Regions from separate parts of the Homo sapiens genome. Here region 2 is linked to region 1. The links are chromatin loops, found by intact Hi-C in ENCODE. Cell type or tissue: Caco-2. All regions are shown on one strand. Links, peaks and the distances in the headings refer to the core of each region. The heading gives the core; the rest is flanking DNA. Region 1 has its middle 28 kb from the start of LINC02946. Region 2 has its middle 33 kb from the start of NCK2.

Region 1 (5,383 bases), core at 206-5,205:
CAGCATGGTAGTTTAGTAAAAGGCCAGCTCTCCTTAGGAATGATGGCGGAGAGGGAGAAGGTATGGAAAACACAGAAAACCCCACCCTGCACCACTGAAGTGGAGATAGAGCAGCCACAGAGAGTGGATGGGCAAGGACTCTCCTCTGGCCTCTCATGTCCTGGGCTTCAGGGTCCCCATGACAACTGTCCATGGGCACCCACACACCCAGGAACCTACAGGTGCTGGGATTGGACCTCCAGGCAGGCCAGTGGTTCTCGAGCTGCATGCTCAGCACCCTGGAGGGCCTGTTAGAATACAGAGGCCTGCACCCCACCCCAAGTTTTCAATTCAATAAACTTGAGGTGTGGCCCCCAGGTGTGCACTTCTGACAGCTTCCCATGTGCCGCTGAGGACCCAGGTCCAGGGACCCCCTCACTTGGAGAACTACTGGGGTTAGCAAATAAGGCAGAAAGTAGGTAAGCAGAAGTCCTGGTTTGTTTAACCTGCATGATGAATTGTTCAGTGACGACTCACTGCAATTTCTCGCTCACTTTCTGTATTTTATACCTGAATTTCTCTTTGTCAAGAACTGGGAAGGGCCTGAGATTGACACTCCTTGCAAGTTAACCTGTTAACTGGCACAGTTTCGAGAATGCTGGCAGAAGACACAAGACGCCTGGGATAGAGGCAGAGGACAGTTTGCAACTCACAGCCACAACAGCAGCTAGGGTGTCAGCACTTGCACCAGTTTCCAAAGTCATCCCTCAGGGTGATGGTGGCACCTGCACCGTTGTGGGTTGTGCTGTAGAAGAGGAGCCTCGTGCTTAGGGAACCTAAGTCTTTTCTAACAGACAGTATGCCTGCCTGACTGTAACCTTGGAGAGAGACATTTCCTTATTACACTGACAGTAAAAATAACAACAACAACCACCAAACCAAATCAAAACAAAACAAAAAATTTTAAAAAAATCTTTTTGTTCCAGGGATAGATATTATCCCCATATATCAAGGCTATTGATGTACAAACATTCTTAAAATATAGTCTGGAACAAAGGCATCAAACACTTCCACTCTCAAGACGTGCAAAAACCTGAGACCCATGGAGAATTATCTCCAAACATCCTTCTACTTCTTCTCATTGGAAATTACTAAAATGCAAAATCCCCTTAAGGCTATCATGGTAGGCAGAATAATACCTCTTCCTCCCCACAAGATGTCCACCTTGAAACCTGTGAATATGCTACCTTACAGGTTTATTAGTTTCCCTTGGCTGCTGTAACAAAGTACCACCAGCTTGTTGGCTTAAAACAAGAGAAATTTATTGTCTCACAGTTCTGAAAGCTGAAAGTCTAAAATCAAAGTATAGTAGGATCAAGCTCCCTCTGAAGTTTCTAAGTGGGGATCTTTCTTGCCTCCTTTCATGCTGATCATTCCAGGAGTTTCTTGGCTCATCAATGCATCATGCCAGTCTTTGCTAGTGTCTCCATATGGCATTCTCCCTGTGTGTCTGGGTCTTCACATGGCTGTGTACTTATAAGGACACCAGTTGGCCAGGCATGATGGCTCATACTTGTAATTCCAGCAGCTTGAGAGACTGAGGCAGGAGGATCTTGAGGTCAGGAGTTTTGAGACCAGCCTGGGAGACATAGTGAGACCATGTCTCTACAAAAAAAATGAAAAAATTAGCTGGGTGTGATGGCATGCTCCTGCAGTCCCAGCTACTTGGGAGGCTGAGGTGGGAGGATCCCTTGAGCCCAGGAGTCCGCAGCTGTAGTGAGCTATCATCATGCCATTGCACTCCAGGCAACACTCTGGGCAACAGAGTTAGAACCTATCTCTAAAAAACGATAGAGAAAAGACACCAGTCATACTGGTTAAGGGGCTCACCCTACTCTAGTATGATCTCATCCTGACTAATTACATCTCAGTGGCCCTATTTCCAAATAAGGTCCCATTCTGTGGCACTAGGTGGGGGGTTAGGACTTCTTTTCTTTTGGCCGGGGGTGGGGGGGAGATGCAACTGGACCCATAGCACCTGACAAAGAGGAATTAAGGCTGCTCATCAACTGACCTTAATAAGGAGATGATCCTGAATTGTTGGGGTTGAGGAACAGTGTAATCATAAGGGTCCTTAAAAGTGGAAGAAGGAGGCAAAGAAGGTCAGAGCAACGCAATGTGAGAAGGACTTGGCCTTACATTACTGGCTTTGAAGATCGAGGAAGGGACCATGAGCCCAGCAATGTGGTGGCCCCTAGAAGCTGGGAAAGACCAGCAAACAGATTCTCCCCGGATCCTCCAGGAAGGAAGGCCATCCTACAAACACCTTGATTCTAGCCTGGTGAGACCTCTGTGGACTTCTGACCTGCTGGAATAGAACATGATAAATTCATGTTGTTTCAAGCCACGACATTTGTGATAATTTGTTCCAGCCACCATAGAAATCTAATAAACCCATCAAGCACAGCACAGTTGAGGTAGCACGACTTTATGGCTGCAGGCTGTTTCCTCTATTTTCTTGGATACCACAACTTAATATATTTCACATGGTCATTGTTTGCCATTTCTAATCCCATGACTGTAGTACGTTTATAACTGTTTCTGCATTTCACAAATAAGGGATTTTGCTCAGAGAGCCGATTTCTCTTTGCTTACTTCTTTTTCCCTTATTTAGAGTTTTGCATTTCTCTGTACCATTTCCAGGTGTTTGAACTCACAATGACTACTTTATCTCAGGCTTTGCTTCGCTTCTCAATTAAAATTTTGTGTTGATAGAAGATAGGAGTGCTTGCTTGTTTAATATCTGTTTATCTAGCTTGATGATGCCATGTTTATATAATAGGAGCTCTGGAAATTAATCAATATTTCTAATGAAGCAACACCCCACTCCTCCGTAGGTGTAATAGCTGGAAAAGTTTGAGATGCTTGCATATTACAACCACTCTGGCCATAGATTGTATGTATGTTAAGTGCTTCCAGGGAAGGGACTGGATCTCACTCACCTTTGAATTCTCTTAAGTGTGGAGCCTTGAACATTTTAGACTCTGACTGAATAATTGATAAATGATCAAAGATGGGGAGAGTTGTTTTCTTGAGATTTTTCTGTGTTCTGGAAGCTTTTATTTGCTGTATCTCTGTATTGTTTTCCATTCCCCTGCCATCCCTCCAGTTACCTCATCTTTCTGTAACTAAGCTTCCTGAGACAGAACAAAGTCCTGCGGGTGTGGTCTCATTAGAGGCTCTGAGCTGTGAGGTAATGCTTCTCTTCATAATGATGCCTTGTTCTTACCTGGCACCTTACTAATAAAATTCATAGCTGGTGAGGAGCATGTACACACACACACACTCACACACACACTCTCACTCCCTTCGAAGAGCTGAGCAAAAGTAGGTTACCAGTTCCCTCAGAAAACATAGAATGCCAGTCAAGCACCCTCATATTTTTTTCAAGGGACCCCTTCCTTAATTGTCCAATATGTTTCTAAAGAAAACATAATATTACCTTGAAATGTTAGAGTGTCTTTCCTCTTGGGTCTCAAAGGACAGGTGGAAACCTGAGCTTATCTCTATAACATCCCCATGAGATCAACACTCCTGCATTTGAATGCGACCTATTTAATTGGAGTGTAAGGCAGGGAAAGTCCCCCAGAGAGTGGAGATTTCCATGAAAGAATGCCCAGGAATATGGCCACTGTGTAGGGAAGACTGAAGCACAATTTATTTGAAGGACAATATAATTTTTCTAGAAGAATCAAGTAATTACTGAGAGATGTCAGATGATGAGATTTCTGGAACTCTTAGGATGTTTTGGAGTCAACTATAGCTTGCCACTTACTTCACTTGATCCAGAAATGTACAGTTAAATGGCCTCAAGGTTAAGTGGAGGAGAAGGAGGATTTGGATTTGCACAGCAGTTTCCAAATCAAAGCTGAGGTGTCTGAGTTCAGCCTGGAGTGGATTACACTAAACTGCTAAAGTTGGGACATTGTGAGAAAATTTCTGATGTAAATCCTGGTAGAAAACCTGAACTATGTCGTGTTTCATCTGGGTGTGGGAGCTGCCTTGCTATTGACTAATCCCTCAGTACACTCCAAATGTCCCTACAGATTTAAAAACACCCATGTCAGGGCTTCCTTCTTTGTCTTGCCAACATATGCATATGTTGTTTAACTCTCTAAAGTCTTTCAAAAAGGTGTTGATTGTGATGAAAGAAATATTACTTGTAGGACACATAGATGCATCCATCCATCCTGGACACATTGATCTACCACATGCAAATTAGTTTAACTTTCTGTCCAAAAATGCTTTAGACCAGACTAGATTTAACCTTCATTTCTGGAATGTTTAAGTACTTTGCATGATGGACAATTGAAAATACAATTCTCAGCCTCTTGCGACCTTTACTGACTGATGTGATTATGAAAATACCAAGATGGTCAGGACTTCTGGAGCAAGGTCATGGACTGGACCAGCGCCATGCTGAGCCATGTGGAGCACAGGGCAAATGAAGCATCATTCACATGGATCCTTTCTTTATTTAAAATTGTGACCTTTGTTCATCGTGGATTTCCCACCACAATGACTGTAAATCTTACGAAGACAGAGAGCATTGAAGAAGAGACTGGAAGTTGGAAATCAAATAGAAAAGTGGTACTTGACTTAGCAGATGAAGAAAATGACACCCTTAGCTGGCAGTGACAACAGCTGAGAAATGATCTTATTTACACTGTGGTACCCCTCTCCTCCCACACGGAAACCCTTACCAACTGGAGGAAGTGCATTTCTATCAGTGGGGGTGAGAGAGGACTGGATGAAAGCCTTCCTTAAGGAGTGGCTAAGTTCAGCAGCAGCAGACAGGAAGTTTATTTTCTGGAGAAAGTAACCTGAGGCTGTCTGAACTTGGGCACCAACCATGCTGAAGGAAGGGTATGGAAGTCAGACAGTGAGTAAATGCTCAAAACTCCAATCTCCTTCCCACTGTAGGATGGGGGCCCTGGAAAATAGCCATTTACCCTCCAGGCAGGGGATTAGAGGTGTCTTGTCTAGAGACACTCACCAGCAGATGAAACTGATGCTGGGACTCCTAAGGAAATGGCCTGCCTGACCAGCTTCCAGTGCAGGCCCTGGGTGGAAGCCCAGCAGAGCCTCCAGTCAGCCCTTAGTGGCCCACTCAAGATCATCAGACAAGGTGCTCAGGGAGAATATGTCACAGCAATGACCAGAAGTCAAGCAACAGAAAAAGAGCAGTCTGCCAAAGCAGAGGCTACTGGGACAGAAGAAGAGAACAATAATTACCTCAGAGAGACAAGAGAGGACACTGCACCCACAACACAAGAAGAGGGTCTTATATCAAAGAAATACTCACGGGACAAAAAAAAAAAATAGAAAATAAAGATGTGGTAGG
Region 2 (5,383 bases), core at 240-5,239, 130 kb after region 1:
CTGTCTCAGCCTCCCGTGTAGCTGGGATTACAGGCGAGTGCCACCATGCCCGACTAATTTTTGTATTTTTAGTAGAAACAGGGTTTCGCCATGTTGGCCAGGCTGGTCTCGGACTTCTGACCTCAGATGATCCGCCTGCGTTGGCCTCCAAAAGTGCTGGAATTACAGGCGTGAGCCACCGCGCCCTGCCAGAAATGTGATGAGGATTAAGTGAGGAAAGTCTGTACAGCGTCTAGCACGTAGGTGCTCAGAAACGTTCCCCTTCTTTTGTGTTGTCACACCTCAGTAATTCTGTAATACATTCTAAAGGACAGCCTTACGCTGTCCTTTCCCTAGCTATGGAGTTTAGCATCTCCCTGTGCCTTCATGTGCACCCAGATATGAATGAGTTAGCAAGAGCACCAAGGAAAGGAAAGCCCGAGACCCGGACATGCGAAAGGAAAAGCGCAGCTGAGAAGCAGGGGAGGGATTCTGAAGTTCCCACCGCCTCTGCCCAGGAGCTCATTCTGCCTGAAGGGACACAGGGGAACGTAGGGAGCAGACCCTTCTTCTGCAATCTTTGCAAAATGAATTTATCAGTAAAAGTCATTTTATAGAACAGCCAAAGACTCCCCACAGATTCAATTATATGGAATAGAATCTGCTGGTGAATGTAAGAAAAGTGTTGCCTGAACTGCGAAGGGAAAATAAATGATTTAATTCCCACCACCTCTCAACAGCTACCTTCTGTTTTAGAGACACTGGTAAAACTTCTGGGGCTCTTACTTGACATACCTACATCGTATTATAGGCCTATTGGTTTTATCAGAATAATATGCTTTCCTCACATAAGTTATTTCTTTCTGTTACTTGCTTGCAGTACAGATTTAAAGGGGCATTCAGGCAGCCTCCAGATGCCATGATGGATTAACTCTCATGTTACACAGTAATGTAGAAGCTTCTCTTCATTCTCAGACTTTATCTGACAATCACTCCTGTATCCCCACCCGCAGCTGAACTTAACCTGAGTTGTTTTGTTTTGCTTGTTATTGTAGTGAAATATACATAACATAAAATTTGCCATCTTAACCATTGTTAACTCTCCAGTTTTATGGCATTAAGTGCATTCAAATTACTGTGAAACCATCACCACCATCAATCTCCAGAACTTTCTCATTTTTCCCTACTGAAACCATACACGTTCAACCCTAACTCTCCATCCCTCCTCCCCGCAGCCCCTGGCAGCTACCATTCTACTCTCTGTCTCTATGAATCTGACTGTCCTAGGGACCTCATATAGGTGGAATCATACCTCTTATTTGTTATCCTGTGACTGGATTATTTCACTTAGCGCAATGTCCTCAAGGTTCATCCAGGTTGTAGCCTGTGTCAGAATCTCCTTCCTCTTTAAGACTGAATATTTCATTATGGGTATAGACCAATGGACATTTGGGCTGTTTCCAGTCTTTGGCTACTGTGAACAGCCTGCTATGAAACATCACCTGACAAAAGTTCACTGGGTGACTGGTGTTTAACTACATGGAACATGGATGTGATTGAGCTCAGAGGACCACTAGGAAGAGATTCAGCTGTTTCTGAGCCTCTGTTCTTAGCCACTGCATTGACTCATCACTGGTCTGTTCCCAGTTTTCTTTTGGAAATTATTATAGGAGGAAATTATCTGGGGGAGGCTTAATGGAGGTCTACCATATAGTTGTGTACAACACTATCAAATAGCAGAATCAGCTAGAATTCACCGCAGAGGCATTGTCACGTTTGTCACCCAGGAGATACTGAGAACATTCAGACCAAACTTTAACAGCTAACATATTGGATATGAAATTCTCAGTGTGTCCTACCTCGATTCTGGCCATTTACCATTGTGGTTTAGGTTTATATTCTCTTTTAAAAGACAAAAATCAATTACAAAACTATAGCCTCCCATGTTATGGTCTGGTCAAATAGTACCCAAAGCCAAAAAGCAATATTAATATGAATCAGAATCCAAATGTTCCAGAAAGAGAGTCTTGTTTTTGGGGGCATTATAGAGATATGTTTAAAAGGTTGGTGATTTGGACTTTATTATATGCAATCAAGGCTTATGTGGAGAGCAAAGTCTGGGGTAGCAGAGATTTTATTAGCTAATATTTGTGTAATCTAGGCAGACTTTGTATCCTTGCAACAACTCTGTCAGGTGATTTTTATTATCTAAATCTTACAGATAAAGAATCAGACACTCCTAGTGATTAAGTGATTTCTCTAGTTTACACAGCTGGTAATTGGCAGGGCTGGGATTCTAGCCCAGGTTTCTCTGATTCCAAAGCCAATTTCTTTCCCACCTTTAATCAAGTGCTACTGGATTTACAAAAGGTAAAAGAAATTCACAGTCTATGCTTACATGGACCAGTGGTTCTCAAAGTGTGGCCTGTGGGCCAGCAGCATCAGCATCTCCAAGGAATTACCAAAAAAGCAAATTCTCAGGCTTCGCCCCAGCATTTTGATTTAGACATGCAGGGGCTTGGCCCAGCATCTGTCTTTGGCTTTTTGGGGTGTGTGTGTGTGTGTGTGTGTGTGTGTGTGTGTGTGTCTGAGACAGAGTTTTGCTGGAGTGTGGTGGCTGGAGTGTCGTGGAGTGTGGCTGGAGTATGGTGGCTCAATCACAGTTTACTGAAGCCTTGACCTCCCAGGCTTAATTGATCCTCCCACCTCAGCCTTCCAAGTAGCTAGGACTTCAGGTGCACACCACCATACCAGCTCATTTTTATGTATTTTGTAGAGATGGTGTTTCACCAAGTTGCCCAGGCTGCTCTCCAACTCCTGGGCTCAAGTGATTCACCCACCTCAACCTCCCAAAGTGGTGGGATTATAGGCATGAGCCACCATGTCCAGCCCAGCATCTGCCTCTAATAAGCACCCCACCCCCCTGGGGGTTCCAGTGGCCACCAAGTGTGAAAGGCCCTGGAGAGATGATTCCCCTGTCAAGGGGGAGCAGTGAGTCATCTGCTGTTCACTGCATTTGGGTACCAAGCAGAGCAGATGGGAATGGCAGGGAGTGCAACACAGGTAGTGTGATACAAATGCTGGCCAGACAGTATTTTGATCCCAAAGAATTTTAGCTCATTTAAGATTGCATTGCGAGTTTCACACGGGTAAGAGTGTTAACGCTGATCTAAATTTTAATTTAGCCAATTTTCCTCCTCCTCCTTCCCCACCCCAGCTGTCACTTCCTGCAGCGAGTTACCTCAGGCATCTGGCATTTATTGAATAGATACCACCTTCCATGTTTGAGGAATGCCAGTTTCATCAGCAAACACTCTCCTGTGGTCTTTTCCTGTGTGTACTCATGCTGGAATTTCTGGACACAGATTTTGCTTTTGTTCATGCACAGAGCTTAAGAGGGATCCCTAGCCAAGGAGACAATGCATAGGGACTACTGATAGAGCCATCAGATTCCTGCTGTTCGTTGACATTCTCTTGAGCATCAGAAACAATAAGATAGAGAAGTTCAAATGTTTGAACAAGATTCAGAGGCAATTTTTAGTGGGTCAGATGTCAACAGTGGTAAAAGAGATGAATATGGGGTCTTGATATTTCAAAACCATACAGACCTGAGGAGGTCTTTACAGAAATGCACTGAAATTTAACACCTTCCAGCAGAGCAGGAGCTGACTTTGACATCCTGACATGCCTCTGTTGAATGATTCAAGGTATTGACTCACCCATGCTGCTTGAGCAAAGTGGCCAGATGTGAGCTGGCGAGGTGCTTGGCAGAGACCGTAAATGATGAAATTGGAAGGAAAGCATTTTCTGGGGTCACTCCGTAGGGCTGGGGCTCAACAGAACAGAGGAGAGGACCTTTGGATACACAATACTTGTCCTGACAATCCTGCTGCAAAGCTAGCTTCCAGGAATGCTTTATTTCAGTTGTGCCATGTGTTTGCAATGTCACTGTGAGTCTAATAGTCAAACAGGAAGGGTGAAAATAGCTGTGTTACAGTCACAGTGAATTAAGATCTTTGCATGTGCCTAGTCAACAGGGCTGACTCAGCAGAGGCTACTTGTATATTTAGGAACTGGGTGTCCTTTGATAGGGACTTTCACATCCACAAAGACAGAGGTAATATGAACGGATGGGCATTCGCAGGAGGGTAGCATGGTGCAGTAGGGAGAGCCCGGGCAGCCTCTCCAAAACCTGTCTCTCCTGGTTATAGACTGTGCCATGTCAGGGTCCAAGCACCTCACCAGCTCACATCTGGCCATTTTGCTCAAGTCTCCCTGATTTCTTCCTCACTGTTAGAGGGGGATGTTCACCTCCATTCTCACCTCCTCGGACTGTCAGGTAAATAGACACAAGGTGCCGAGGCTCCCAGCTTGCATTCTGTAACTATCAGTTGTCATCATACAAACATTCAGCCCGGTTATTTGAGAACCAGGTGAGTGTTAAGCATCTCTGATATCAACAAAATCTTTTACAAACCACCTCAGGGTATGGATTTCTTGTATCAATAACACGTCAAATAGTATATAATATTCCAACGATAAGAAGGGAAATTAATATTTACTGTGAGCATAATGGGTCAGGCACACCTGTGTTCCAAATGCTCAAAGTCCTTGCACACATGCACAAGCCCGATGACAGTTTGTATTACCCCTAGTTTTAAAATAAAGACACAGAGGGCCAAATATTAAGAAATGTGTCTTGGGTCACAGAGGGCAAGAATTTGAAGCCAGGACGACTCATCCTAGACACCCTGGAGTTCTGTCACACTCCCTTTGACATGTTCTCATGCACATTTTCCCCCAGACCCACCTACCACCCTGGGTCCCAACCAGCCACCAGACAGGTAAACAAGTTGGGGCTCAGACTTCTCTTTTTACCATATGCTCAGAAACAAATCCGTCACAACCTCTTAAGCTCTGCTTGGGGGAATGGACCTTTCTGTCTAAGAGCTCAAGGTTTCATTTTGCAGAAAACACACAACTATCATTTTCGATTCGTTTATGAGTTGGCTCATCTCCAAATGCCATCAGAACGTTAAATCCCCAGCATTTCAGTGGAGGTCGAAGGAAGACAATCCCAGCGGTACTTTCATTATAACACAAATCTCTAGCAGGTGTATGTCAACTAAAAAGCCAACAGCCAGGTCAGACTGTTACAATCAAGCTCTCTGCAGTTAATTTGGAAGGAAAGAAAAATAATGTACTTTCAATAGGTAAATATGATGTTTGAACAATGTAACTCAACTACAGAATTCCTCAAAAATGCAGAAGACAATCAGAAGCCCATACCATGGCACAGCTTCTATCATTTGGTGATATTTACCTTTGTGTGTCTTCAGTCCTTTCATTGACAAACATGTAAGAAGATGAGGGAGGTGGCACTTGGCATTAGGGAAGCCTGACA

The links. A loop is a pair of places that touch in the nucleus more often than their neighbours do. Peaks named below come from ENCODE experiments on the same cell type or tissue, not always from the same donor. Only the 100,000 strongest peaks of a DNase experiment are listed, where the experiment ranks them.
Region 2: it touches region 1 in a loop (4-fold over the local background); 3 of 110 quality-filtered maps call a loop at or near these places.

Annotation. Positions count from the first base shown.
Region 1 is chr2:105,579,880-105,585,262 of GRCh38, forward strand. No RefSeq gene overlaps it. Among named protein-coding and RNA genes, the nearest start is that of LINC02946, 28 kb to the right of the region's middle. In Caco-2, for the core only: no CTCF peak of the experiment used is centred there; a DNase peak (open chromatin) is centred at 3,212.
Region 2 is chr2:105,709,407-105,714,789 of GRCh38, forward strand. No RefSeq gene overlaps it. Among named protein-coding and RNA genes, the nearest start is that of NCK2, 33 kb to the right of the region's middle. In Caco-2, for the core only: no CTCF peak of the experiment used is centred there; a DNase peak (open chromatin) is centred at 3,285.